Linked DNA regions of Mus musculus: all the other regions are linked to region 5. Evidence: chromatin loops called from intact Hi-C (ENCODE). Cell type or tissue: left cerebral cortex. All regions are shown on one strand. Each heading gives the region's core, and the rest is flanking DNA. Links, peaks and the distances in the headings are about the cores only.

Region 1 (6,364 bases), core at 798-5,797, 85 kb before region 5:
CTAGCTGAACTAGATAACTCGCCATTTCTTGCTCACATTATAGGCATGAACTCACATCTCCTGAGACTTGGGAAGACTGGTTCTGCTGGAGGCCACTCTTGCTGCTGGCTTTTCCTCATGGGGTGAGGAAGTAGCAGCAAGGAAGCTGAGGCAGGGGTGGTTCTTATACAGTCTCACCAACCAGACACAGGGGCTGCCCGTGGAACAGGGCCTTGGTAAGAGCATTTGGAGGGGACTGCAGTTCTACCCTTCCTTTAGCCATGTAGCACCACCATGAGTTAAGTGCTGACACATAAATCCAATGTGTGGCATGGAGTCAACAAGTCTGCCTTTCATCGTCTCACCTTCCCACCTCACACACTGAAAGTGACAAACTACATGTACAGTCATTGCCTCTGAGTCATCAGGTGCAGGATGCAGGCCCGAGGCCAGGTAGATGGAAAAGTCAGGCAGAAGCATAGGCTCCTGTACCATGCTCTACGCCACAGCCCTAGGAGATGGAAGCCATCTTTCCTGGTGTTTGCCTAAAGTCTTCTGGAGAGATGGCTCTGTGGTTAAGAGCACTGACTGTTCCTCCAGAGATCCTAAATTCAATTCCCAGCAATATATATATATATATATATATATATATATATATATATATATATATATATATATATATCAGAATTCAAGAAAGACAATGCCTTCCCCACAACAGGCTTATCAAAAAGCAATGCCTTCCACCAAACTCTCCATATGTTTCCCTGCCAATCCTGTTGATGGGGTTGAGTCATGAACCCATGATGCCCTAGTCCAAAGAGAAGTTAGACAAGTGAAAATCTCATTTCATCCTGGGAGGTTGATGGATGACTTTGAGAAAGTATTTAGACAATTAGGTTACAGGCTCGTCACCGGCATTAGTCTCTGGCAGGTGTCTAGGCTGAAGGAGCTCACTAGTCTCAGGAGGGTATCTGAGTGGCAGGATGCTCACCAGCACCCGTCTCAATTTGCCTCCCTACATTTCTTTACTTGCAAACTCCCACTTGATCTAGAAGCTCCATTCACCCCTCTTTGAACTTCCTCAACTCCCCCACAGAGATATTTGCTTAATTAGATCCAAATTGGTGCAACACATTGTGCTAGCTTCCCTGTCTGTTACTGGAATCTGAACTTAATTTCAGGGACAATGTCTCTGCCTTTGTGTGTTCACACCTTCGCCCACACTAAGCCCGGCCATTCAAGTAGCCAGCTGCAATGAATTAATCCTGATGAATAGATGCAGAAGCATATGATTGAATGCATTATAATACAGCTTGTGCCATGTTTATACCACGTAAGACCATTTGGGCACTTGAGGACAGAAACAGATGCTCTGGAGCGCTCTTGGTCAGCAAGACAATGAGTGTCTATGACTTTGAAAGCTTTTCCTATTCATAGAATAAACAGGTGAACGCCACCATTCCTCAGTGGCCCGAAGCTGTTCTCAGAGTGTCTAACCTAGCCATTATGCTAGCACATGGAGAAACCACGGCTATCAAAATTGAATATGAGAGTACTCTATGAGTCTTTAAGCATTTTCCAGCCCCATGAAATGCACATCCCTAAGGTGAGCCCTAAAGTGAACTTCCAGTTCTGGGTGAAAATGAGAACTCAAAACAGATTCTTCAGCTGAAAGAACTGAGCCACTCTGATGGATGTGGAAGGTGGAGGAGCGCTACAAGTGGGGACGGGTACACGTGGGAAATCTTGTATCGTCTACTCAATTGTTTTGGGAACCTAAAGCAACACTAGGAAATAAAGGCTCCTGAAACAAATAAGCTTATAAACAAAATATTCTGGGTCACATATTTTAGGTCTGTCTTCTCCTATCCCTATTATAAAAAACGTCCACATACGTGGCAGCTGGAATCTGCAGATTTGTTGTCTAGCAGTACAGAAGGCCAGGAGTCAAAACAGGTTTTGGGGTTCACTGTGTCCTATACCATTTCCAAAGGCACTAGGGTCAAACCTACCACTTGCCATTGAAGTTTCTAAAGACCACTCACATTCTTCATTCTTCCATCTTCACACCAGCCCATCCACAGGTCAGGCCCTTCTTGTGTCATAGCTGGGACCCTTCTACTGTCCTATGGCACCCTCTAACCAGAGCTTGGATCACTTCTCTCAGTTTAAAGGCTTAACATGACTAGATGAGGTCATTTAAATAGTCTGTGGTCATCATCCAAACATTAACCTTCATCAGAGCCTCTATTTTTTTCTTAATCTACATAAGCACAGGTTCCAGGGCTTGTATTTAAGACACTGAATGTCGGTCATTGCTGAAGGACACTGCTTTCCCACCATGAATGCAGATGACTCGCCTGAAGAGCTCTGTGTGTGAGGTGTCAGGTAATACCTGCAGAAATGGAGTGGTGGGGGGGGGGGGTGGAAGGTGAGGGAGAAGGTCTTGGGAGGCCCTAGGCTCTGCATATATCACAAATACTCAGGTGGTTTCTCAGAAAATGAGAAACATAGTACATTTGAGGAGTTCTACTGTTTTTCCTGGTGCTCATGAACTTTCTGGACAGGAGAGGGTAAGCTGTGCCCATTCCAAGATGGATCTCTGGGCTTAGACTACACAGAAAAGAGCAAGGATAGGACTCAAACCTTCAGGAATCAAGAGTATGCTCCTGATGACTGCTCTGCATCAGTGCCACCAACAACAAAAATCTATGACAGCATCTGTACCATTCGTCGGGCACCAGGGAACAAGCAACATTACAAGGAAGGACAGAGGTGGCTCTGCAGTTGTGGGGAAGGCACACTGATCTGTATCCGTCATCCCTGGAAGTACAAAGATGCTTCTCCATGTTTCCCAACCCACTGAGCCACAGCCTCAGTCTAGTGCTTCAGAGATTCATCTATGAATGGGGCTTGGCTGGCCGGTCCAAAGCTATTCCAGCAGGTGACTAGGTGCATGATGTTTTTCTAGCTAATTTTTTATAGTTATAAATAGAATGAAAAGCACTAATGAAAAGGGGGTACCTTCTTAGCTGGTGGGATGTGAGGCACACAGCCTCTTTATGTCTAGAATGTTGTCTGACCTTCCCCAGTGTGCAACATCACTGGAAACAAGATTTTCAGATTCCTCCATCTGGGCTGATGTTTCCAATTCTGTAAAGTGAAAACAAGCTTCTATTCCACCAAGTTCTTCCCCTCCCCCATCAAGGCTTGTTTATCTCTCTTACTTCAGAATGGGCGTCTTGAGCAAGAGTCACAGTTAACTCTACATAGCAGTCTGTATAAAGAAAAAAGCCCTGGGCAGAGGAGGTAGGATTACTCTGTGCTGTGAGGCTCAAGGGCTGGGGTAGAAATGTCCTTATCCCTCTTCAGCGCTAAGATCTAACCAGCTTGCTGCTATTAATATCTGCATCCCTGTTGTGAAGGGAATTTCTCAGGACAAGGGTGGAGCTGGCATAAAGCCCTTGTGCTGGCATGGACTTCAGTTGTGGTTACTGGAGATGAGATTGCTAAAAACAAATGCTACCAGGCTCAGCAGAAATCGACAATTTGACTGAAGTACTTTCACTTCCTCGTGTCCCTCTCAGGCCTTGCAGAATGACTCTTGAATCACTGGAAGCCAGTAGCATCCTAAGGGACACCACACTGATACTCACAGAAACACTCTGTGAATGCACAGCCTACACTCACAGCAAAAAACCATTCCAGGTCCTCCTAGCTATCTTCAGCTATCTGGTTAAAGAGACCAGTTTGGGAATTTGGAGATGAAATTTTTATAACACCATGTCAATGAGATTGGGGGTTGGTATCCTCTGTTCCATATCTGAACAGCACACTTCTTCAACATAAAAGCAGCTTTGCCAGAAAAAGAAAAGTAGCCAGTTTTATCTTAGCATCACCTCCCTGTAACCAGCCCTATACACAGTATATCTTGGTCAGCAGTTTCTGTATGAGTGAGTGAGTGAGTGAGTGAGTGAGTGAGTGGCTGTGCCTGAGACTGGTACATAACGGGCTTTTCCCTACGTTTTTTCCTCTTCATCAACAGCACCATGCATCCCCAATTTGGGCGGGGTTAGGTGACCTCCTTAGGTGTAGAGGAAGGCTGAGCTGCTGCTTTCAGCTCCATCCTTGCTCCATCTGTCTCCTGTGAGTATCATGAAAAAGGACTGAGAGGGCTTCCTTCCAGCCATGCTGGGCTTCAGCTCCATTCTGGCCAGCAGCCCTGTTTGAGCACGTCCCATATGAAAGGGATATGAAGGGCTGCTTAGACTGGGCCCATGAGGCTGCTCTGCTCCTCAGCTCCCTGAATCCCTGACTTCAGTGAAAGAAAGAATATCTCAGAGGGTGCATACTGAAAGTGCAGATGTTTTTAATAGATGAAATCAAAGAATTACCTTTTCAGTTGAGCCTTTGAAAAATTCAGTTCAGATATTAAGGTTAGCTCCCAGCTGGCTTCATTAGCTCTCAGCACCTGAGTCCATTTGATCTTCACAGTCATCTGAAACATCAAGATCTCTGTGATAAATAATAATGCAGGTTCCGAGAGGTGGAGAGCTTTGGAGAATGTCACACAGCCTATGCATGACAAATGATGCCAGAAACTCAGCTGTATCCATAGAATCCCCTCCCACTCTGCAGAAACCCAAGAGACAGTCTAAAAATAGCATCAGCCTGGCCTGATTTTCTGAGAATCCCTGGTTTAAAATAGGTCTTCCAATTTACCTATAGGTACACTAGAACACATACTGTTCTAACTGAGGAAGGTGGCCTTCCTTGTCCAAGTCACAGACCAGCCTGACACGATTGCTGTATGTCTGGTCACTCAGACCCTCCCACTATGCATGCTGCCTCTGAAACTGCTGTGCCAAGTTCTCCATCACCAGCATGATCAGCTGTGGCTGCCTACCTCATTGATTCAACTTTCATTCCCTCCACAGACTGCCATTCCCAACATAGACCTCCATCCCTATCACAGACCTCCATCCTCACCACAGACCTCCATCCCCACCACAGACCTCCATCTCACCACAGACCCCCATCCTCACCACAGACCCCCATCCCCACCACAGACCCCCATCCCACCACAGACCTTCATCCTCACCACAGACCTCCATCCCCACCACAGAACCCCATCCCCACCACAGACCCCCATCCCACCACAGACCTCCATCCCCACCACAGACCCCCATCCCCACCACAGACCCCCATCCCCACCACAGACCCCCATCCCACCACAGACCTCCATCCCCACCACAGACCTCCATCCCCACCACAGACCCCCATCCCACCACAGACCTCCATCCCCACCACAGACCTCGATCCTCACCACAGACCTCCATCCCCACCACAGACCTCCATCCCCACCACAGACCTCCATCCCCACCACAGACCTCCATCCTCACCACAGACCTCCATCCCCACCACAGACCTCCATCCTCACCACAGACCTCCATCCCCACCACAGACCTCCATTCTCTTCAAAGACCTCCATCTTCACCACAGACCTCCATCTCCCCAACAGACCTCCATCTCTCTCACAGACCTTCATCCTCACCACAGACCTCCTTCTTCATCACAGACCTCTCCCTCACAGACCCCCATCAATACCACAGACCTTCATCCTCACCACGGACCTCCATCTCCCTCACAAATCTCCATCCTTACCATAGATCTTCATCCTCACCACAGAGCTCCACCCTTACCACAGACCTCCTTTTCTACTGCAAAATCCTCTAGGACACAAGAGGCCTCTTGGCATGGCTCATTCTCTTTCCCCAGCATCTCTTTCTTTCTGGGATTCTACAAACAAGATGGCCATAGAACTCTCATCTGGAAGAGCCAATAGACACGAGGAACCAGGACACCCATACAATGGCTTCAAGTCATCTCATTTAAACACGTAAATAATTAGCTTCTGTGAAAATGTAGCCTACTGCTACCATGAAATGGGAACACAGCCTGATTACCTGAGTGGGAGACAGTAAGGAAGTAATAACAAAAAGTAGAGTGAATGATCAGATGACAAACCAACCAATAACCATCAGTCATGGAGATGTAGAACAGATACCAAATCAGTGGACAGAAACAGGTTCCCAGCTGGACAGGAGCCCTCCCTCTCTTCCCTTCTCTGACTAACTTAGCTCAACTTTATTTCTGGGAGAGCAGCTTTTTTTTTTTTTTCATGGTTTAGACTTGGAGCTAGACTTCTCCCAGGGTTTTTGAGGTTAATAAGTGTTTTGTGCATTGAACTTGACCTTGGAGAGCACTACACAGGAAACCCTCTAACGGCTCCAGGTCTGCTGCTTTAGTGGAACTGTTCTAATAATTTCATGGTTCACTCCTTTCAGTGATAAGACATCTCATGCTGGGATTAAGGAGGGGTTTT
Region 2 (6,364 bases), core at 681-5,680, 100 kb after region 5:
CACAGTCAGCACAAAACTTCTAAGGATGTATATCCTATGAAATTTTCTGCTAGACTTTGCAAGTATGACCCATCCCCAGGGACCCTAACCAATTGTTCAAAGAGAGGAAAACTTTCCTCTCTCCACTGTATTCCTTGGTGAGGGTGCACCTGGTTGTCATGCACACATTTATATGCCCCTGCCTGAACCATGACAGCTGAGCTCATGCACTGGGGAATGAGGGGTTCCTAACTGGGCCTGTCCATTCATGGCAGCGAAATCACTAATGATGAGTCCCAATGTAAGAGCAGGGATAGCAGGTGACTGCCTAAAAACAGGGGCCCCAGCCATCAGACAGCTGAGAGGGTAGGGCACAGACCTGGGTGAGAACATGGCTTACCTGTTCTAGTTCCTTGCATAGTTAGCTGAGAAGAAAAAGATGGCCTGAAAAGAAACCACCAATGGCAGCCCTGGAGCATAACAAAGCTACTGATGAAAGAGAGCCAAGCAAAGGGCCAGCTAGGGGAACAATGAGCCAGCAAGACTAATTGCTAGTCGTATTAAATTTGGGCACAGGTGATCTAGTCCCAGATGTTTTTTTAGCTTTTACACTGCAGGTGATGCTTTTATGAGATCCTTCTGAGATTCAGATTTTGGAAACTGTGCCAAAATCAGAGGATGGGGCAGGGCTCCTGTCCTTCTTAACTACACAATAAACATATAACAGCTTGTCCCAGAAGGCTTGCATACTAAACATTCTGGTGCTAGTCTTTGGGAGCCTCTGAGAAGAGGGGCTATTTACTCTTCAGAGGAGGGGAAAATAAAGAGAGATGCAACATTCAAAGCTCCTAGATCTAGGAGCTTCTCCAGATGTTTGGAACAAGGACCAAGTTGTAGGGATGCAAGAAATCCAGATGTGGAATGGAAACACTGCTGCCCTTCAACTAACAAAGAACACAGAAAAATGATAACTATGGCTCGGCACCCTGATAAAGACTGGTGGGTGTATCCAGGTGGGAGCAGGCAGGTATGTGCATACATTCACACATACACATGATGTATACAAATGCACACTATTTGTTTGCACTGGTTTTATTGTGGTAACTTATGTATCTGTATTTTGGGCACATGTTGCATCTACATAGATACACATGTATCTTTGGGTCCATACCTGTAGAATAGTTTCAAATAAATGTCAGGCTGTGGTCTCTCCGCTGAGCCTTCTCATGCTAATTTTAATATCATATTATGGTTTCAAAGTTGGCTTTATAAATACAAAAAAAATACCATAAACAGCCCCAGGCTAACTTTCAAGACATGTTTCCAGAATGGGGTTTTATTATCACTGTTGTTCTCACAAGAATGGTGCGATAAAACTTGCAACCATTCCTGCTCCATCTGGTTGAATGCCAGGCTAGAGAAGTTAGAGGGGAAGCCACCCCATAGAACAACCAGAGGACATTTGCTGGCCGAAGCCTGTGGGACCAGACAAGATCCTGTCGGCTTACCGAAAACCTGTCTTATTACTAAAGAGACAGGCCCAGAGGTCACTTAGGTAGTGCCTTTAACCCATTCATTATTCCAGCATTGTCCTGAATCCCCAACCTGGGGATTTGGCACCATCCTGGGCAGAGATATGAGTGAGTGTGACCCCACACATGGATGCTCCTGTCTGTGGGCATCAGCTTCCCTGTTGGTAAGAATCAGCCTCCAAGATCATCTCTGCCCTGTCACTTAGTAATTTTGGGTGGTATGGTTTCCTCAAGGAGATGCAGCAAGACAGCATGCCCTGGGCTCCCTGGTATGGAGTAAGGGGAGAAGAGTCTGGAGAAAGCCTCTCTCTAGAGACAGTAATTCTGTATTTTCTATGGGATGTTGTAAACTGTGACTACTACCTAACCTCAAAGCCTTGAAGAACAGAATTGATTCTAGAGCCTTTACACCACTCAACTTCACCCAAGAGGAGAACCAGGCTTCATCCTGATAGGCAGAGGTGATGGTGAAGAGCTGTGGGCTCAGCCTCAGCCCACAGTATAAAGTACGTTTCAACCCAGCAATGCCTAGCGGTGGAGCTGGTCTTTTGGAGTTTTGAAGAGGACACAGCTGAAGGCCCTGACCACAGGTGTCAGTGAGGACTATCAGCAATATAAACCTGAAGGTGCATGGATGGCATCTTAGGCTCTGGCAAGTAGACAATAGCATTTAGAAATCTCCCACTGGATGACTGCATGGCAGAGAGAGAGGGAGAGAGAGAGAGAGAGAGAGAGAGAGAGAGAGAGAGAGAGAGAGAGAGAGAGAGAGAGAGAGACAGAGACAGAGAGAGACAGAGACAGAGAGAGAGAGAGAGAGAGAGAGAGAGAGAGAGAGAGAGAGAGAAACTCCCTGTATCCTAGCATCCCAGCATCCCAGCCCCCCAATACCTAGAAATTCCTGGATGGCCTGCCCACCCACATTGGCCATCTCTTCATTCTGCACCAGACTGTGCCTCCTGCCTCCTTGTTAGATGCCCAGTGCTGGGGGGCGGGAAAGCAGAGTGACCCTCAACATTTTGGCATATCCTTAAAAGAAAGAAGCAGTGCCCACAGGTGGGGCTGCCCCACTGGCAGGCTCCTTGGGGACTCCTACCTCCGACCCATACAAACAACCCTGTATCCACTTCGGATTGCCCGAAGCCAAGCTGGGGGCCGCACCCTCTTTCACAGCCGCACTCATTCCAGCTCAGTGTCTTAGTCCCGCAGAACCGTGCCCCACCGCAACCCCCAAACCCTCAGCATCCCAGCCCGGAAACAATCGCCCTTTGAGAGAAGCTGCCAAGCCAGGGGCCTGAGCAGCCAGGATTGAAGGATGGAGGCGGGTGAGCTGGGGGTGCCGGCAGGGCGGGCGCGCTCTCACTCGAGCCAAAGCTGGGGTGCCCTGGGCCCCGCCCGAGGCCACTCCAGCATCCAAACGAAGTCCCAGACGCCCCAGAGGGAGGGCCACAGAGGAGAGAGCAGGGAGGTGATACCAAGCTAGAGGAGGGGGTCCAGCGTCGGCCCCCGCCTCAGCCCGCGAGGTTGGTACGGACCGCGAGTGGCTCGGGTCCCGCCGGCAGCTCGCGCTCGCGGGGGCGGGGTGCGTGGGGGCGGGGCGGGAGGCGCTGTCACAGCCGCGGCCGCACCGCGCATCCGCCGCCGCCAGCGCCGAGGGCACCACGCGCTGGCCCGCTCGGCTGGGCTCCGGCCGCGCGCCCAGCCATCCCGGCCCGGCCGGCCCGCGCGTCGCCTCTTGGGGCTCCGATCGCCGCCCCGCGCCTCGCCACCCGCGCCCTCCTGCGCGCTCCAGGGTTCTGGCCGCTGCCTGGCTGAGCCCAGAAGCAGCGGGGCCGTGATAGCGGGCCGGCCGGGGCTGCGGACGAGTGGGCCCGCGGCTATGAAGTGGCCCCCGAGGGCACGGAACCGGAGAACGCCTCGAGAGAGAAGCGCGCGCATCGCAGGGCAGCAGCCTTGGGTCGCTGGGGCCAGGGTATAGGACTGCCACCCGCTATGGACTGCGCCAGGGACGATATGGACTCGCTGCCGCAGGTCAGTGTCCGGCGCCCTGAGCCCCCACCTCCGCGGTGCACAGAGCCCCTTTATGCGTCCCCATCAGTACCCACGCCATGTCCGCCCGCGTGCGCGCGCGGTGTGTGTGTGTGTGTGTGTGTGTGTGTGTGTGTGTGTGTGTGTTGCACAAAATAGGAACATCCATCGGGAAATAGGGCCGGCTGGCAGGGCCTGCACCTGAGAGGATAGGAAATAAAGCTCGGATGCTGCCTGCCCCGCTCCATTAGGATGAAGGCAAGAACTGGTTCTCTGAGTCTTCTAACAACTGGTCTTTCTCTTAGCTCTTCTGTCCCTTGCCACCTCAGCAGGTGGTTCTTAGTGGCCCATAGGATTATAGGAGAAGGGGTCAGCTCTAGCTGCACCCCTACTCACCGGCAGGGACCCCAATCTCTCTGTCTTTCCTGGACATTTACAAATTAATTCTTTTCAGGGGAACCAAGTGACGCTCATCTTTCCTGTGGGTGCTGGGAGCCAAGAGATGTGGAAAGTGACAGTGAATCTTAGAGACCTTCAGTGCAGTAAAGCGGAAGGAGGCAGGGCCAGGTCATTACCTTCCTCTGTGCACTTGATCATACAAGTTCAGAAAAGGAAACTGAGATGTGAAGTAAGAGGAAAAAGTATCAGATCCCGCACCCCAGGGAACCGGAGTGTCAGACTCCTCTTAAGCAGCTCAGGTCAAGAGCCCACCCACTCCCAACTCACCCCACCCACCTACAGGAACTTGGTTTTCATGAGCTACCACTTTCTTAGCCGGATCTAGTCCTAGTGCACTCACTGGACAGCTTATAGAAGGTGGAGCTGAGATGACCCCCCAGATTTCTAAAGGCACAGGACCTTGAGCAGGGCTTTTTGTTGACAGTGGATTCCCCCATGCTTGAGTGGTACTTCTTTACGGAGACCAGTTTAGCTGGAGTGCCCAGCAGAATCTCGATCTTGGACTATCTGGCATACAGTTGCAAGTGAACGAGACAGCTATCCATATGCCTGACACAGAAATAATGTGCATGTGGTGTGTGTGTGTGTGTGTGTGTGTGTGTGTGTGTGTGTGTGTGTGTGTAAATGGCAAGCACGGGGCTTCACAAGTGACTGGTATTGAGGTGGGTATTTAGCTGTGTAGGGCTGTTGTTGTTCTAGTCTTCTGTCCTTAGCATCTCCCTTTTCTGTCAAGAGTCACTACAGAGAGGAGGCATTTCCTTTTAGAACCTGCTCAGTTGGTGAGCACTATTGAACCAAACATCAAGTCCTTTCTGTGTTCATGCAAGACAAAGATCCTTGCCATGAAACCTTTGCAAAGCCTCCCACTCTGCTCAGTTCACTTGCAGGATCTGCCAAGGTCCTGGGCTCGCATTCTGTCTCCTCTCTGCCCCTTTCAAAAAGAGAAAAAAACGCTTCCGAGGGTGATGGGACCAGGGAAATGAATGCATGCATACCCGCACTTGGCACTGAGACCATTGTCTTGCTGCTCCCATTTGTACAGCTGCTCTCCAAGGGCTTAGGGATCACCCTGTGCCTGTGGGCGTGGTTGGATCTGTGCATGTGCTTTCTGGGTGAGGTGCTACTGAATGCTCCACCTGAACCCTGGGCAGGAAAATCACTAAAGGGGACCCAATTACAGGATGGGAGCCTGTAGCAAAGAACAAGCTGCCCAGAGGAAGACGCCCACTTCTGCTCAAGCTTTTTATTAGATTTGAATTTTCCCCACAATGTTTAGGGAGGACCGAGTCTATTGTGCCTTCATGATATGGAGCCCAGAATGATGAGATTTTTATAAGGATGAAATATGGAAGAGGGTGAGCTGACTAAAGAGCCAGGCTCTAGGCCAGGGAGTCCAGTGGCAGCATGTAGCTAGAAGAGAAGAATAAGGATTCCTGAGTGCTTCTCTGTCTGTAGGAGAGGCCTGGCTTCAGCGAAAGGAGAAATCAGAGACTAGGAGAGGCAATGAGATGGAGACAGAGTGAAGCCTTAGACAAGGTGCAAGTCTTCTTCAACAAATATGCACACCATAACTTTACCAATCATCCTCTCCTGGGGGAGGCCCCTCACTGGAGCTGGTGGACTGTCTACTGAGAAAGACTCTGATGGAGTAAGGGTGGCTCACAACATGGATAGGTCATGTAATCAAATGCAAACTGCTCCAGAACTATTGAGAGCCACCTGCTGTGGCATCACCCAGTGTGAAGGGTTGTTCTCCTTCTGGCCTTTGCCATTCTTACCTGGCATGTAGTGTGGCAGAGAAGGAGGCAGAGTATGGGCAAGCCTGACACCTAGGGAAGAAGGAGAGAAGCCTCTGTCGTGTGTATCATCCTTCTTGTCAGGGCTCCAGATGAGCAGATCTTTAGAAATCCCCCAAGGACCAGCTAGGAGACATAGTCATGATCCAGAGGTGAAAGACCTCTATAAGGGCTTGCTGGGGTCCTTCATGTCAGTACATCTGTCCCCAGCTAAATGGATTTTGACGAAAATGAGTCCTCTTAACACATGCTTTTCTTACAGTCTATAAATTGGGGAAGTAACATCCTTTTAGACTGTTAAGGATAAGGGCTATGAATGTTAATTTCATTTATATCTTTTATACATTCTCCTTCCCTCCCCTATTCTCCCAGTATCTGGGTCTTCCTCCTCTTAACCTATGTTAATCTAACCTCCAACTTTGAATTGGACCCTACCTTTCCTGATCCAGAACCAAGTTACCCAAAACATCGCTCCATTGAAAAACAGCAATAATTATATTTTCATATCTAGTGATTTTTTATTTTAATCATTCCATAATATCAGCAAATGGTTACCTAAATTTTTTGAGATTT
Region 3 (6,364 bases), core at 756-5,755, 510 kb before region 5:
TGACTGTGACATAGTCTGTCCCACACTCTTGCTGAGAGCGAGCATTGTTCAGTGGCATCTCAGGCTGAGTTATGGCTCTATGCCTTCACATTGTTTTCTTCTTTCAACTCTCCCTGAGAAGTGGGCATTGGCATTTTTTACTCTCACTCTCCTTCCAGGGAATGAGAGTAGTTCATCTGTTCAACAGAAGAGGAGAAATTTCCAGTTGTGGGACAACTTTCTGGTTTCAGCTCTCCGGGTGCCTGAGGCTCTGGTCTTCACTTAACCCTTAGATGACCTAGATTTGTGTACTTTATCATGTGGGCTCCTCTCCATATTATTCCTCCACTTACTTAAGAACTAACTCAAAACAAGGATGTCATCTTCCTTCTTACATTATTTCATATTTGGTGTGTATCCTATATGTTCAGTGACAGTAATTGTTCTCAGTAATTTCTATACACCACTGCATAGAGTCAATAATCCTTATATACACAAATTTCTCCACATTAAGTTGAACAGCAATTCTTTGTGACCAGTGGAGCGTAGCTTATAACTACTTGTATTCTTCAAAGATTCTTGAGCTCTGAATGCAAATTGTTTTCACCAGGTGGTGATTTACACAGTTTTTGTTTTATTAATATTTATATTTATTGTTTGAGAATTTCATAATGCATACAATGTATTTTGATCAAGTCCAATGCCCATTTTTCTCTACTCCAACTACTCTTCAAGATTACTGTTGGTATTCTGTCCCAATTTAATGTGTTCTTATTTTTCTCTTCACCGGTGCCAGTATGAGTACAGGTTTAGAACCACATATTGGAGCACAGACAGCCTGTTAAGCTCTGAATCCTTGAAGAAAACTCCCTTTCTCTTGCCCGATATCCATCAGTACCCAATAGGTCCTCACTCTGAATGGGGCTTCCTGACCACCTTCCTCCTCAATTTTGGAATTTACCTGACTTGATTTACACAGATTTATTGCATGATATTGTAACTGCTGTGAATTCACACATGCAACTAACCCTGATATGTTCAGAAAATTGTTTTTTGTAGTCTTTTAATGTCTCTGGTTCTTACAATCATTCTACCCTTCTATAATAATCCTTGAGCCTTGAGAGGTCATAATATAGATGTACCATTAGGGCTGAGCACTTTGTAATCTCTTGTTATCTTACTTTTATTCTCTGCACATTGACCAGTTGTAAATCTCTATGCTAAAAACCATGTACTGCAAAAGAAAGCTTCTCTGAATAGGGCTGAGAGATGCTCTAATCAATAGGCTTAGTAATAAGTAATTAAGAGTTGGCTTAATAGTATGTCCACATCTCTGAAAAATAGTAGTAAGTTCTTTCTTAGGGTCTCTGATGTGTCTCACCACAGGTTCTTGCATGAGATAATGGCGTCAGGCATGATTTTCATCTTATGGAACTTGAACTAAATCAAATTAGAAAGTGATTATTTAGCCCCATAAAATTCATCCCACTTTACCCCAACACCTGTTCCATCTGTAATCTTCTGGGTCATGTCACTGGGCTGATCTATCAGTACCAAAGTCACAGGATCTCTATGACACAGGGCAACAACAGGATCTCCAAGAGGAGTCCCCATGAGGATCCAGTATTCACAGTATAGCACAAGCCCGATGCCTTGAAACAGACCAATGATTTATTGCAATGAACGTTTGCAAGATGTGTGAACAAAAGGGTGTCACAAAGTGACATACTACAGCTTCCACAACATGATGATTTTTGTTTTGTTTTTATTTTATTCTGTTTTATTTTATTTTATTTTATTTATTTTGTGCGGGAGGTTGAAGGGTGGAAGATGGATAAAGTGGATGGGGAGATGAATGGGATTGGATACATGATGTGAAATTCACAAAGAAACAATAAATAGTTTAAATTTTTATATACTTCTTTTCATTTTCTAAATCTTTCCCAAGTTTAGAATTATATGCTCAGTAAAAAAATGTGTAGACAATATCAACAATAAGTATGAAGGAAAATCCAACATTCACACTTCCCATAATTCCTTCATCCTAATATATTACTTTATTGCCAGTGTTTCTACCTATAAACAGTATATACTTCTTAACTACTTCATATGATTATTGAAATCTGTGTTCTTGTTTTTAAAATCCCAAAGCTAGCTGTCCCCTGAGAGGTTCTTTCTGCCAGAGCTTGACCAATACAGATGCAGATGCACACAGCCAACTCTCAGACTGAGCACAGGGACCTCAATGGAGGAGTTAGGGCAAGGACTGAAGAAGCTGAAGGAGTTTGCAACACCGTATCAAGAACAACAATATCAATCAATCAGAGCCCCCCTCCCCCCGCCCCGAAATCCCAGGGACTAAAACACCTACCAAAGCGTACACATGGAGGGAGCCATGGCTTCAGCTGTATATGTAACAGAGGCTTACCTTATCTGGCATCAATAACAGGGGATCCCCTTAGTCCTGTGGAGGCTTGTCGCCCCAGTGTAAGGGAATTCTAGGGTGGTGAGGCAGGAGTGGGTGTGTAGGTAGGGGAACACCATCACAGAAGCAGTGAGGGAGAAGGGATAGGATAAGGGGTTTATAGAGGGGAAATCAGCAAGGGGAATAACATTTGAAATATAAATACAATATAAACAATAACCAATTTTGAAAAAGTAAAATTAAATCGCAAATCTACAGAAAAGTAGCTAGGCAGTACAATGAACTTTCCCAAACTCTTTAGCTAGATTGCCAGTTTTAGTGTTTTACTATGTTTTCTTTGTATCTTAACTTCTATGTATGTATTTTCATGTACATATGTGTGTGCATATTTGCTTAGCTATTGACATAAATGTGAAACCATGAAAAATAATCATTCCACTCTCAAAAGTTAAACTTTCATTTTACTTTACTTTTCAATGCTAGGGTTTAAGTAAAGTTAGATATAGGCCAATCAAGTACTTCAACACTGAGCTACATTCACAATCCATTTTTAAATGTGAAGCATGTGAACATTTTTTGAAATTAATTCTGAACAAATAAGTTTTCTGTAAAGAACTTAGTCTCAAATTCCATAATAGTGCAATTTGACTTAATGTTTTTAGAACTATTCCCTATAAATGATAAACATGATTATATTAAAAACAATAAAACAGGAATACTGTCTTTTTAAAAACAAAAAACAAAAAAAAAAAAAATCATTCCACTCTCACACCAGTAGCCGTATCTTGTCAGGTTACAAAGCTGGATTGGATTGTAATTACTTTTCTCCTCTACCATTGAGGGTAGTAAGTTCCAACACTGTGAAACTTAGCCAGAATGGACAGAATTTCCAAGTCATACATGTTTTCTGGCACTGGGTTTCTTATTTATTAGCCTGAAATGTCTAAGAGGGGTATTGCCCACCCCCATGATAAGGTAACTCCATTTCAACTCTTTATATGTATGTATTTGAAGAAACTTCTACAGTAGCGGGTTTATACAGCAGTCGTTTCTACCTAACTTTCTCAAAGGTCTTTAGTGTTCATTTGCTCACACACATACAAATTCTACTTGATCCCATGCTCTCATTCATATCTCCAACCAACCCTCCCTGCTTTATTATTCTCTACTCCTTTTTCTCAACACTTGTACTCCATCTCTTCTTCCTTGAAAGTCCCATGCTGCCATCTGCTGGTTTGGTGACCTGTATTTAAACCCAATTATCCAGTTTCTAAGGTAATACCCACACCTGCCATTAGAGACTGCCCCACCTAGGGATCTGTCCCATCTGCAGACACCAAACCCCCACACTATTGCTGATGCCAAGAAACACTTGCTGAAAGGATGCTGGTATGGGTGTTCCCTGAGAGGTTCTATCAACAAAAGACCAACACAGATGCAGGTACTCACAAGCAACCATCGGACTGAGTCCTGGGACTGCAATGGAAGAGCTAGGGGAAGGACGGAAGGAGCTGAAGAGGATTGCAACCCCATAGGAAGAATGATGTCAACTAAGCAGACCACCTGAAGCACTCAGAGGCTAAACTACCAACCAAAGAGTATACATGGAGGGAAACATAGCTCCAGATACATATGTAGCAGAGGATGGCTTTATCTGACATCAATGGGAGGGGAAGCCTTTAGTCCTGTGGATGCTTGATGCCCCAGCATAGGTGGATGCTAGAGCCGTGAGGCAGGAGTGGGTGAATGGGTGGAGGAGCACCCTCATAGAGGCAAATGAGAGGGGTGAGAGGGGGATGGGATTGGGAGGATCTGTGGAGGGGAAACCTGGAGGGGGGATATCATTTGAAATGTAAGAGAATAAAATGACTAATAACAAAAAAGAAAACATGCTACTTTTGTCCTTTGGAGTCTGACTTTCCTCACTCAGAATGTTTGTTCAGGTCCTTCTATTCATTTGTGAATTTAGTATTTCATTTTTCTTTGCAGCTGAGTGGTATTCCATTGTCTAAATGTACCACATTTTCTTAATCCATTCATCAGGAGATGGACATCTAGGCTAGGTACATTTCCTGGCTACTATGATTAGGACAGCAGAGGACATGGGTGGGCAAATATCTTTGTAGTAAGATATTGAATGTTTGGGGCATGTGTCCAAGAATGGTAAATCTGGATCATATGGTAGATCTATTTTTAGCTTTTCTGAGGAAACAGCATACTTATTTCTGGTAGAAGTACATATATATTTTAATTTTGTTTGTAGGCTTAGAATTTTTTAAAACCTACTTTAATTATGATTCTTTAATGCTTCAAGCTCCCTTCCTACCACTGGTAAGAGAAAAGAAAGGTTAACAGAAAATGGGGGTTGTGGATTTGTTTAGAAATAGTTCTTTGAGGTGATTGCAACCTTCATTGCCAGCAGTCCAGTCCACTAGAAAACTGCAAACACAAATCAGTAGCAGCATCTTGATCCAGAAAAAATAGCAAAGATCTGCTGATTGGCACTAGTCCAAGAAGCAGCATGAAACAGCAGAAAAGCAAGGCACAGCAACGTAAGATCATTGTCAGTGAAGATCAGCATCAGTGAGGCCCAAAAATGACCAGCAAAGAGCTGCAAAGCAAACCAATCCAAGAGTGTTGTTCACTCTCTGTTGGGTTATGCTTATACACTTTCTTAACATCATGTGTCCTCTAGAGGATCCACTTCAGCAAAATGTCACATACCCTTTCACCAGGCAACTTCCAAAGAAACACCTTGAAAAGTCAACAAGGTCAATGCTGCCTCTGGAGGCATGCTGGTATCCATAACCCGGGGATGTGCTGGTATCCATGGTCTGTGATGCTGCCACATAGCATTTAGATGACCAGGGCCCATGTGAATGTCTATGGTTTGTGGAGGACTAGAAAGCAAATATGACAGAGGTGCATTATACAAAGTTCCTAAATAATCAATTAAGATATCATGTTGGGGAAAAACACCTCATTAGAAATTTGAGGGTACATGTACGGGAAAGAGTTGCTGACTGTATCTCTACTGACATAAAGAACATTAACATATGTTTTCATCATCTACATACAATTATGAAATCTAAACTACCTAATCTCAAATTCCTAACAATTCCCCTAATAGATTTCTCTTGGTGATGAGAGTATATAGTAATTGATCTCCATGATAAAAAGTACTTGATGAACCTAGGGGACATGGAGTCACTGGCTAAAGAAGAGATAAGTTCGGTTTTTTTTTAGAAGGAGGAACAAAATACCTATGGGAGGAGATACAGAGACAAACTGTGGAACAGAGACTGAAGGAAAGACCATCCAGAGTCTGCCCCACCAGGGGATCCATCCCATATATCATTACCAAACCCAGATACTACTGTGAATGCCAACTGGTGCATGCTGACAGGAGCCTGGTATAGCTGTCTCCTGAGAGGCTCTGCCAGCGCCTAAAAAATACAGAGTTGGATGCTCTCAGTCAACCACTGGACTGAGCACAGGGTCCTCAATAGAAGAACTAAAGGACTGAAGGAGCTGAAGGGGTTTGCAGCCCCATAGGAGTAACAGCAATATGAACCAACTAGTACCCCCATAATTCCTAGGAACTAAACCACTAACCAAAGAGTACACATGGAGGGACCCATGGCTCCAGCTGCATATGTGACAGAGGATGGCCTTGTTGGACATCAATGGGAGGATAGTCCCATGGTCCTATGAAGGCTCAATGCCCCAGTGTAGGAGAATGCCAGGACAGGAAAGCAGGAGTGGTTGGGTTGATGCGCAGGGGAAGGGGGGATGGGATAGGGGGTTTTTGGAGGGGAAACCGAGAAAGGGGTTAACATTTGAAATATAAATAAAGAAAATATCTAATAAAAACAAAGAAAAAATAAACTCTGAGATAGTCTAGGTTCTGAAAGATAGAAATGAAGAAGATATTTCCTGATGACTACTCTTGTTCAAACA
Region 4 (6,364 bases), core at 711-5,710, 260 kb before region 5:
GATCTGTTTTGCTCTTCCATTCTTAGATTGTTGTAATTATCAGGCCAACCTTTGAATTCTGGAAGAGCTGAACATTTACTGTTCTCATGACTGCATGTAACAAACCTGTATGTTCTGCCAGGAGCTCCAAAGAGACCAACCAAGATAATGATCATGTGTTCTGAATGACTCTGGAACATGTGAGCCCCACTTTTCTTGTCTCTATGCCCAGACCTACATCCCCTACTGTGTTACCAGCACCAGCGGGCGCTTCTCCCTATATTAATTCAACAATTTCTTCTAACTTCTTTGAAAAATAGAATTTTTTGTTTCAGAATTCCTTTAGTATACTAAAAAGGGAAATTTTCTGCTAGTGTGGGACCTCCTTGGGTACATTTCACTTTGCATAAGTCACTTCCTCCTCATACTTGGGAAGGGGTTCCACACTTGAATATTTCCGAAGGAGTTTTGTTTCATCTTCCCTGCCTGTGCCCCATCCATCTCATCTTCTTTGTTCATTTGGATGTCTGGTCTTTTCTTTTATTTTGTCAGTGTTGTTCTGTTTGATCTTTTCTTCTGATGGCGAGGAATATCTCCCTTCATTATCAACTCATGGACATGAGTTGAGTTTCAGTTTTCAGACCAGCCACATCTCAGTCTTCTTATTTGACTCTATTCTCTCCATATTGAGTAACAGTTCACAGACATGCTGGGGATGAGTCCTCTCCACCCAGTGTAGAACCTCTAGCAATTCTGTGTCACACTGAGCATTCTTTCAGTGTATAACAATGAAGCTATACATTCTTGGTCTTTGGTCATGTTGCTGTCCCTGCGTTTCTGAGGTTCTTGCACATTAAGGTGCAGTTGAGCCTCAGTCCTGATCCAATTCTGCCTTACCAAGAGCCTTGAAACTCCACTATTGAAATATCCTTCAACTTTCTGAAGCAGATGGATACCCCAAAAAGACTGGATGAAATAAACCAAAACTCTCCTTAATATAGTCTTGTTTGAATCAGCCCTTAGGCAATCAAAGTAAACCAGCCAAATCCCATATACAATGGCCTAGATGAAGCCAGCATCCAGAGCCTTCCCAAAGACCACAAAAGTCATCTGATGATCAGCTTCATTTGTTACGAATGTCAAGAGATACCAAATCTACAATATTTTTGTCCAGGAACAGTTTCTACCAGTGGCATTGCTGTGAATAGAGAAAACCGAAGTATTTACTTTCAGCTTTCCATCTAGGTACTGTCAGTAGTCTCTAAGTGTGGGCCAAGGCATTTCTTAACCAGGCCATACTCAAAGATCAACTGAATGCAAGCAGATATATCCATTTCGTTTCAAAATATATGTAGTTGGCATTCTGCCAACCTCAGAACCTCAGCTTGCAAAACTATGTCTTAGTGGTATTTTTTTTTCAACTGCTGCAGGGTTTATATAGTTCTGGATGGCTGAATGTGCTCTTAGGTCTTCTGACCAGTCTTCACACTATGCAAATTTCATTTCATAGTGTGGTATCACCAAATGTCACTGGACATGAATATAGATTTTCTCAAGCTAAGCAGCTTCTATGTAGGCACTTTCAGTCTCACAGTAAACCTCCCAGATGGCACTGTACTTGGACATATGTAAATCAAGGAATGACACAAACTTTTCTCTTAAGCACAGAAAAAAAAAACAACAACAACAACAACAACAACAAAAAACCCTCTCTCCAGGCTACCTTTCTGGCCCAGCCAACAACTAAGGTCTGTATATACCCTATACAGATATCAGTACAGCTGTAGTCCTTTATGGCTGTCTCACAGAGATTGTTAATATGTTCCAGGACCACACTACCTAGGGACTTGCTTCTATACAGTAAGCCTAGCAGGAGTTCTTTAAGGGGAAGAACTGTCTCTTCTTATAGGATTCTATCACTTACCATAGCCAGCTCTCATTCTAACTGCAGCAGCCTGTTCAGGTCACACACACAAAGGAGTTTATGGGATTTCTATTCCATTTTCTTTTTCACGTGTGAATTTATAACAATGGTGCATTGGTTTTAGGTTATCATAGATCTTTATAGATATTCTTTTGGCTACTCCAGATGCTCTCTTCATTCCTTGCATTTCCCAAGAGAGTCCCTCCCAGAAGAAGTCAAGACACAGTCCTCATCCCCATTCTTCTCACTTGTGCCTTCACTGCTGATTCCATCTTGGCCCCATGCTCTTGTACCTTCATGCCACAGCCCATGATGTCACATCCTTCTCATCCAGGCTGCATTTCAATTCATCTTCCTCTTTTTCCTCTTTGTACCCAGACGTAGACTCAGTATCTGGCTCCAAAGTTGGGGTTGCACCTGCTGTCCTGTGCTTCAAATCTTGATAACATCTTTTGATTATATATAAAAAAATTGATTTCAGTAGAGTTCAATTTTTTTTTCTTTTTTAACTACTATGCTTCTGATGTCATACTCAAGAAATCAAATGTTCAATGTCAGGAAGAGAGTCCTCTGCATTATTTTCTAAGACTATTATACATTGACCTTGGTCTTGGACCAATTTTTAGTTAATTTTAATAAATGATATAATACAACAGCCCACTTTCATTCTTTTGCATGTCACTATTCTGTTTTCCAGAATCTTTTGGTTGAAAATAATAAGCATGCCTCTGTGGAATTGTTTGGCTTACACAGAAAACACTTAACTAACTTTAGTTGCTCTCTTGGTTCAGTTTTTATTGCTGTGATAAAGACTTAAAGCAACTTGGGGAGGACAGGGTTTATTTGGCTGACATGTTCCGTCATACTGCAGCACTCAGGGAATCCAAGGTAAAACTAAGATAGAAACTATGAGGGAACACTTTTTTTTGTTGGCCTACTCAGCCTTCTTTCTTTCTTTTTTATTTATTTTTTGTTTGTTTGTTTTTGTTTTTGTTTTTCTGGAGGCATGAGAAACTTTTATTTAAATCATAAGAGAAAATTTCCCAAAGTTAGGGAAAAGGTGCCAATACAAATGCAGGACTCATTTAGAATATCAAACAGAGAACACCAGCAAAGAATCTCTCCTCTTCTATTAAAAAACATGCTAATATACAAAACAAAAAAGTATATTAGAAACATTAAGAGAGAAACAGAAAGTTACATACACAGGCTAGTCTGCAAAAATAACAGTAAATTTTTCAACAGAAACTTTAAAATACAGGAGAGCATGAAATGATGTGTTTCCAGTTCTTAAATTTAATAATTTTCAATACAGACATAGCACAGCCATCAGCCTTCTTTCTTATACAACCCAAGAGTAGCACCACCCACCATAAGTTAGGTCGTCTCTCATCAAGCATTAACCAGGAGGATGCTCTACAGATTTTCCTACATGTCATTGAGAGAGAGTTGTTTTCTCAATTGTAATTTCTTTTCTTTAAGTAGCATAAAATACTCTAAGCAACCAACTCTAAGCAACCCATTGTCATACACTGTAGTCCCTGATACTTAGGTGTCTGAAACAGGGGGTTCAATTGCACCTATACATCTGAGGCCAGTCATGCAGCCTAGATGCACTATGTAAAAAGAAAATTATACACACAGACACAAATTAGTTTATTTCTATTCCATTTTATTGTTTTAGGGGTGTGTGTGTGTGTGTGTGTGTGTCTGTGTGTGTATGTGTGTGTATGTGTGTGTAGTTTTCAAGGACAGGATATTACTGTGCAGCATAGCTGTCCTGCTACAGAATATGCAGCCCAAGATTGTCTCAAATTCATGGTATTTGCCAACTTTGGTGTTGCAAAGTCTCTACAGGCATGTGTTCCCTCCCATGACTCATCGTATTGATTAATTCATATAGTGATCTTCATCACTCAGGAGATTGGAGCTTTCAAATTGGGACACATTCATAGCACAGCTTTATTCTTCTTGTAATGTTGAGTAAAGCTCAAATATGTTATTTGTGAATGTCTTTGGTTTAAATGCAAGATTTCACTCATTTGGGTAAATAGAAATGAGTATGATGGATGCTAGATAGTGATAAGAATATATTAAGCTGTATTTAAAAAAAAAAAACTGCAAAAATACTTCCCATCTTACAAAGTGGCTGCACCATTTCACACCATTTTCTCAGCAGTAATGAGCACTGCCCATACTGCCTATATCCTCCCAGCATTTGATGTCAACATGTTAGATTTTAACTAACAGATTTTGTCTAGGTCCATCTTGTGATGATGTGACAAAATACCCATGACTACACAACTTATGAATAACAGAACGTCTTACGGATAGTTAAGGCTGAGAAGTCTAAGATCCAGTGCTAATAAGTTGACTTTGTATAAAGAATGATGCTCTTTATGTCCAAGATTATGCCTTGCAACTCCTGATATCTGAAAACAGGAAAGATCACTCCTAATTCAGTAGGAAACAGAAAGTTAAAAAATTACACATGGACCCAGACATGGCTCTTAGTGGTAGCATGGGCTGGGGTTTCACCATGTCCTCAGGTGTCAGCACAGGTCCATAGCCATGGAACAGCATGGGTGAATATCTGTGCCTCATATTACCACCACAGGTCATGTGGACATCTCTGGTGTGGAGTGTTACCCAAGACCATGTTGATGTCCAAAGACTGTGAAGACCTAGCCTTGCCCAGCACTGCCTGTGGCACTCTGAAGAACTGTCCCCATGCCTCCCTGGCCGCAGCATTCCTAGAAGCAGGCCCTGACCCTTGCCTGGACAGCACAGTAGAGCTGACCCTGGTGGCAGTAGTGCTGTGTTGTACTAGCCAGAAGGTGTGCGGGAACTGGTCCTGCCACTCATCTACCAGTGAGCTGGCATGCGCCAGGGCAGAAGCCCTCCCCAACTCTCACATAGCCTTGGGTCCATGAGAGCAGGAGAGCTGGTATAGTACCTTTCTCACTGCTACACTTAGGAAAGTGGGCCCCACCCCTTTCCTGGCAGCAGAGTAGAGCTGGCTATGGTGATAGAGGGAGGTGTGAGCTCTCCCAGAGAACAGTAGAGCAGGAAAGTTGACCCTACCCCTTGCTAGCTGGTCCACTGTGTGAACTAGCTGGGGCAGTCTGAAGAGCTGGAGATGTGGGCACAGAAGAGCTGGCAGATTGAACAACTCAGCTAACTTCCAGGCTCAGGTAGAGCGCTTGGAGTTGACTCACCCCAGCATCTACCCCATCTAGGATCTGCTGAAGTGCATGAAAGGACTAGTTCTACAAACCCAAAGCTGTATGACCTCTATGACACAGAGCAAAACAGAATTTTTAGAGTCCTTGTGGGGAACTGGTATTAATAGCATAGCAGTATCCAGAGGCCTTGATACAGACAATGATTGTACATTTCAATGAACATAGGTGTGGACAAAAGGGTATACTTTGTTACACATTACAGCTTCCATGACAAGGTTGGGGTTTATTTCTTTGTTTTGTTTTGTTTGTTTTTATTTGTTGTTTTAATTCTTATTTTCTTTTCTTTTGTGGGGGAAGTTTCATTGGTAAAGGGCAGATACAAAGAAATAGATAAATTGGATTGGGATGCAAGCTGTGAAAATCACCAAATATCAATGAAAAGGTTTTTTTTTTTTTAAGGAATGAGAGGGAGAAGAGAGAGAGAGAGGGAGAGGGAAAGGGAGGGAGAGAAGGAGAGAGGGAGGGAGAGAGGGAGAGAGAGAGAGAAAGAGAGAGGAGGAAAGAAAACCATAAAACTTCTTTCACAATAATTTTAATCCTGTTCATAGGAAGAATTCCTTATGGGTGAGTCACCTCTTAAAGTTGTCACCATTTATTATCACACTAGCCATTTCACCTTAACATCTGGTCTTGGAAGGGACACATTCAAGCCATAGCCTGTGTCCTAGGTCACCACTGTGTTTTAATTAACTTTTGATGTTGAGAAATATTCACATGCTTGTTTTCCATCTGTGTGTTTCCTTTGGAGAAATCTACTCAGATTATTGATCCATTTTGTAATTAGATGTTCTGTTTACTTTCTGTTCATTTTCAAACATTCCTTGAATAATTTGATAGTGGTCTTTTATAATGTATATGTTTCACTTCTTAACAATTAATACACCCTGCTAGTAAAGTGTCTATTTAAATGTTTTACTGTTTTCACTGGGTTGTTTGTCTTTTTATTGTTTACTTGTCAAAAATATTTTTTAAGTACCGAGTGTTTTGATGGTGTCTTATTGACATTTGTTGTATACTTTCGTAATAGTTTTTCTTAGTAGATATATTTACATTTTAATCGAGTCAAATTGTTCATTTTAATATTGTCATGAATTGCTCAACAATAAAAATACATAAGTGCATATACTGGCTAGTTTTGTGTCAACTTGACACAGCTGGAGATATCACAGAGAACGGAGCTTCAATTGAGGAAATGCCTCCATGAGATCCAACTGTA
Region 5 (5,000 bases), core at 1-5,000:
CAAGTGTTTGACCATCTAACCAAACCATTGTACATAGCCCATGAATCAGTATATAATCACATCTGGCAACTTCTCCTTCCAAGAAAACTGTATGACCATGCAAAGTGATTCCCACTGTGAAGTTTCCTTCATCACTGTCCTTCAGGATTGTTACAGAAATTGCCTGTAATGCTGCAGCTATCTACTTCTGAATGGTTCCTGCATATGCACAGAACAAACCATCTGTATGCCTGCTCCTAGTCTTCTTTTCCTCCATTAACTGATCATAGAAAACACACCCTAAGGCCATAGATGAAACCTGGGAGCAGAAAACATTGCAACTGGAGTAGGAACCATAGGCATTTTGGGAAATTCTCAATGTAACTTGTTTGTACCTATTTGACCTGCTTGGGCCTAATCATGTATATATACTTCTGTTTGATGATTGATCACTTCTGTGTCGAATCCACTTTATATCTTGGTAAGTTAGATAACAGCCAGCTGATGGGTGGGCAGCTCAGCTCACATGGTAACTTTTTGACCCATTGTCAAAAATGTAGTATTGTATTAATCAAGGTCATGAAGTAGGTCAAGCAATATCTTTCAAAGGAAGACTTGTCTGAGAGAGCCTTGCTCCAAAATTCTGAGAGTCCCTGCTGTGATGCACCAATAAGGTCTTGCCAGAGAGCATCCTTAACTGGTGTTGAAGGCCTGGAGAATTCCTGGATGGCTGGTGTCTTCTGTCTATGTTAGAAACCTGAAATAAACTGGCTTTAGTAACATCAAGTGAATGCCAGAGCAATGGGATAGATCAACTCACCAGTGACAGTGAAAGCAAGCAAACAAAAAGTAAAATTCCCATCCTTAACGTCTTTTTATCTGAGTTACTACCAGAAACTTCCATCCACATATAGGGTGGGCTTCCCATTTCAAATAATCTGAACAAGAATGTCCCTCCCGGGTGTGCTCAGCAGCTTGAAATGCTATAGATTCTAGATCCAGTCTTATTGACAGTCAAGATTACATGTCTGAGTTGGAAGGTTTTAGTTTAGTTTTAAATACACTATTTTTGTTTATTCTTTGAGAATTTCATGCATGCATACAATGTATCTTGACCATATTCAGGCCTATTGCTCTCCCTAACTCCTACAGATATTAACCACAAACCCCTCCCAACAAACTCTATTTTTTAAGACTTATCCACAAGTCCACAGCTTTAAATGACATATTTGTGGATGTGACTGTGTCTGCTGGAGCACTATGAAATTATCAAGGCCTACAACCTTAAGGAAAACTGACTTTCTTTTCTCTGGAAGTCATGTTATTTCTCACTCTCTCCATCAGGCCAGTTTGTGTGTGTGTGTGTGTGTGTGTGTGTGTGTGTGTGTGTGTGTGTGTTTGTGTGTGTTTCTGTGTATCTGACTATATCTGTGAGATGTGTGTTTGTCTGTCTGCCTATCTGTGTGTGTGTTTCTCTTTCTGTGTCTCTCTGACTCTGTCTCTGTGTGTGTGTTTGTGTGTGTATGTGTGTATCTCTCTGTCTTTCTGTCTCTCTAGTGTGTGTGTGTGTATCTGACTATATTTGTGAGATGTGTGTTTATCTGTCTGCCTGTCTGTGTGTGTGTGTGTCTCTCTCTGTGTCTCTCTGACTCTGTCTCTGTGTGTGTGTGTGTGTGTGTGTGTGTGTGTGTGTGTGTGTGTGTGTGTGTGTGTGTGTATGTGTGTGTTTAAGTGCTTATGCCATGGCATGGTCAGATAACTTTCAGGAGTCAGGAGTCAAGAGTCAGTCTTTTCCTTCTGTGTGATTTCCAGTGAAGTGAAAAGTTCCCAGGCTTGTACAGTAAGTGCCCTTTTTACTCACTGAACCGTCTCACCACCCTGGGTTGGATGTTGCTTAGAAAATATGCATTACTATATAGAAAGGCAAACAGGGGAAGAAAAGCTGTGAAGCCTTACAAGTCATTCATTTCTGATTGTTCAAGTATGTTCTCCACACCCACTGCAGCTCTTCAATGTGCTCAGTGTCTGTTGGGAAACATAAGAAAGACAATGAATGATCCCTTTGGAATCCGCTGCAGATGGCAAGCCCTGAGGATGCTTCAGATAAATTTTATTTATGAAAATCATCTATTATAGGCAAGTTATTATGAGAATTTCTGGAGGGTGGGGTGGGAAAGGAGGTAGGGATGATAGAGGGCTTTCTCGTTTGCTCTCTTGTCTTGTAATAGGAACCTTTATCATAGATGTTACTTCAGACTCTAACAATGACCCCCAGGGTTGGTGTTATTACCTAGATTTAGAAATGAGAAAACACGAAAGCAACTTTCCCTAAACTCTGCAAGCAGCGAAGAGCTAAGTTGGAATTTAAATTTAGGCTTGTCTAGCACCCACGCTCAAGCTCTTTGCACGCTGAGAAGCAGCAAGGCAGATGTTAGTACTGCTCCACCTGACAACTTGGAAGATGTCCACAACCATTTCTTGCAATAATCAAAAGGTTCTCAAACGCCGGTATGCTTGATGACCTCTTGAAATCTATAAGGCACAGAATTCTAACCCCACCTAATGTGTGTCTTCTCCAGGACATCTGTAACAGCTCTCAGAGATACACATTATTTTTATAAGTACCCAGGTGGTGTTGATGTTCTTGGTCCAGGAGCCCTGTTTTGAAAGTCATCACTGCAAATGCCACATCGCCGTACTAAAGAGCTCAAGACACACCACAAAACTTCAGTGAAGTTGCCACAGAAAGTTTCAGGGCATTACCAGAGGGTTGGTCCTATCTCCCTGGAGCCCCCACTGCCATCTGGTGGGAAAACAGGCTCTGTGCCCCAGTGCTCTCAAAATTCATGAGCCCCACAGGCTCCCTCCATGTGGACCTAGCTAAGTTCTCTCTGCCACCCTCCCTTTCTTGTTCTTAATTAAGATTCCTTCCTTCCAGATGGCAATGTGCCTTACTCTTCTGTCTTCTTTGCTTCTCTGATGGAGGCAGAGTGATGATTCTGTCTTATTTTAAAAGGTGTAGGAGGGCAGAGTGTATATCTGTGGGAATATCTTATTGCTGAAATCACATTTCCCCCAAAGTATTCATGTATACTAGATAGATGTACAAGGAAGAAATGGAAGGCACTAGTCCTACTTTACAGATGGGGATTTGAAGTCAATTCAACCCAGGTTTCACACCTATAGTAATACTACTATTGGCAGCTTTTCTGCAAATGAATGCTTATTGCACTATCATAATAAGCACAGGTATGTTTCATGTGGCCCCCATGTAATCCTTCGAGGTATTAGTCATTATTGAGAGTTATCACAAATACATCATAGCTTCATACTTTCCAAGTCCTGTCCCTATCTCATTTAATCCTCCAAACTATCCCATGGTTATCACAATATCAGGTGTAAACTCAAATCCATGACTAGTGCCACACTTGCTGTGAGTTTTGACATCATAGATTTCTAAGATGATGATTTCACCCACTCCAATCTCTGACCACCTAATGGTCCAGCATGCTCATGAGACATGCAAAGCATTCTGTTGTTTCTGCAGTTAAATGCTACAACCTTCGGGGCTTGAATGTTCCCATTTCTGAGGTCCATGTCATGAAAACATAGTCGTCAAATTAATATGTTCATGGAAGCTGGAGCTGTGCCCTTTGGGTGCAATTAGGGCTAGATGAAAATATAACAATAACACTGCCATGAACGTTAAATGGATTTATCTGAAAAGGAAGGGTGATTTGTGCTATCATGCTTTCCCTGTTTCACCATGTGTTGCCCTCCACCATGTTATGATATGACACACAGGATGGTCTTATCTTCATATTAATCATAATATTAATGGGTTTATCAGAAAAGGAAGGTTGACTTGTGCTATCATACTTTCTTGGTCTCAGCATGCAATGTCCTCCACCATGTTATAAAGGAGCAAAAAAAAAAAGCCCTTAAGAGATGTTGACATCTTCATCTTAGATTTTGAGCACCCAATATTGTGAGAAATAAACTCCTTTGTAATTCACCCTGCCTATAGTTTTCTGTTAGTGACTAAAAAACAAAATTAGGTAATCTCCTGCTTTCCCATGAGCTCTCGGGACTGATGACTTTTTTTTCAAGATTGCACAGTCTAATTCGAATTTGAGAAGAATCCAAAACCACAAGTTGTAGTTCTCTGTTAGTCATTGCCTTCAGATGGGCCAAAGTAGGATGCCATAGAACAGATCTCTAGGAGCCCTCTGGGTCTCTGTGGGTCTGTCTCCTAGGCCCTTTGAACACTCTCAGAGGTAAGGGTGCTTCTCAGAGCACCTGCCACAGATGTCTTCTTTTTGCCTTTGAATTGTTTTGCAACAGGAATATGTATCCAGACAGTTCTGGGCTAACATCGTCTTTCTGGAGAACAGGGAGTGATGGTGTAAAGGAACTCAGCAAGGGCATTGGCTAACAGCTAAGAGGAACAGTTAGGGTATGTAGGGAAAAGACAACAAATCCTGGCAGAAGTACATGCTTCCTGCCTATTTTCCCAGGCTCAAGTGAGAAGAGCCACGATGAAAAGGGAAGGTCAGGGAAGATCTGTCCATGATCCTTAGGAATGCCCTTAAGACTCTGGGCTTGTTTCTCAACCTGTGGGCACTGTGACCATTTTAAGACAGAGGTGGGTGAGCTGCAGATGACAAAACTAAGTGCCAATCTCCTTCCAGCCACCCAAAGAGCCTGATGCCAGAAGGAATGGAGGAGGCACCATATGCTTGGTGCAAGCTCTTCAGCTTGCTTCATTCTCCACAAGCTGCTTTCTTGACAATGTGTGTCTGCCTGTCTCTTTAGGAGACTTGAAGAATGAGATACATATTCATTCATCACCCAGATGGGAAAGCAAGCCAAAAACTTCCCTACAGTGGCTCACCAGCTCCAGAGAACCAGTCCTTCTGGCTACTAGAAAACATTGCTTCTCCAGAAGCTGGCTACTTCTGAAGGAAAGAATGAAAAAGGTGCTTGATATGACCCCACTAGTAAATAATGAAAAAGTGACA

Evidence for each region. A loop is a pair of places that touch in the nucleus more often than their neighbours do. Peaks named below come from ENCODE experiments on the same cell type or tissue, not always from the same donor. Only the 100,000 strongest peaks of a DNase experiment are listed, where the experiment ranks them.
Region 1: it touches region 5 in a loop (9-fold over the local background); 3 of 42 quality-filtered maps call a loop at or near these places.
Region 2: a loop joins it to region 5, with 4 times the contacts of the local background. A loop is called at or near these places in 5 of 42 quality-filtered maps.
Region 3: it touches region 5 in a loop (3.0-fold over the local background); 2 of 42 quality-filtered maps call a loop at or near these places.
Region 4: a loop joins it to region 5, with 2.3 times the contacts of the local background. A loop is called at or near these places in 2 of 42 quality-filtered maps.

Annotation. Positions count from the first base shown.
Region 1 is chr9:26,545,131-26,551,494 of GRCm38, forward strand. Gm30313 (a long non-coding RNA gene) reads right to left here and starts at 4,548. Exons shown (of 3, transcript XR_379203.1): 1 at 4,374-4,548; 2 at 3,004-3,132. In left cerebral cortex, for the core only: no CTCF peak of the experiment used is centred there; DNase peaks (open chromatin) are centred at 3,490, 3,665, 4,184, 4,332 and 1 more place; H3K27ac peaks cover 2,093 bases.
Region 2 is chr9:26,730,639-26,737,002 of GRCm38, forward strand. It overlaps B3gat1 (beta-1,3-glucuronyltransferase 1 (glucuronosyltransferase P)), which reads left to right and starts at 3,170. Exons shown (of 7, transcript NM_001310766.1): 1 at 3,170-3,539. It overlaps Gm48393 (a long non-coding RNA gene), which reads right to left and starts at 2,245. Exons shown (of 4, transcript XR_003948112.1): 1 at 380-2,245. In left cerebral cortex, for the core only: no CTCF peak of the experiment used is centred there; DNase peaks (open chromatin) are centred at 2,934, 3,639, 4,298, 4,520 and 3 more places; H3K4me3 peaks cover 3,105 bases; H3K27ac peaks cover 2,978 bases.
Region 3 is chr9:26,118,557-26,124,920 of GRCm38, forward strand. No RefSeq gene overlaps it. Among named protein-coding and RNA genes, the nearest start is that of Gm39312, 89 kb to the left of the region's middle. In left cerebral cortex, for the core only: a CTCF peak has its summit at 3,652 (motif pointing left); DNase peaks (open chromatin) are centred at 3,638, 4,582 and 4,935.
Region 4 is chr9:26,366,380-26,372,743 of GRCm38, forward strand. It overlaps the pseudogene Gm19113. Among named protein-coding and RNA genes, the nearest start is that of Gm30313, 180 kb to the right of the region's middle. In left cerebral cortex, for the core only: no CTCF peak of the experiment used is centred there; DNase peaks (open chromatin) are centred at 1,401 and 3,743.
Region 5 is chr9:26,630,685-26,635,684 of GRCm38, forward strand. No RefSeq gene overlaps it. Among named protein-coding and RNA genes, the nearest start is that of Gm30313, 84 kb to the left of the region's middle. In left cerebral cortex, for the core only: a CTCF peak has its summit at 2,792 (motif pointing left); DNase peaks (open chromatin) are centred at 1,957, 2,417, 2,873, 3,527 and 2 more places; H3K27ac peaks cover 2,629 bases.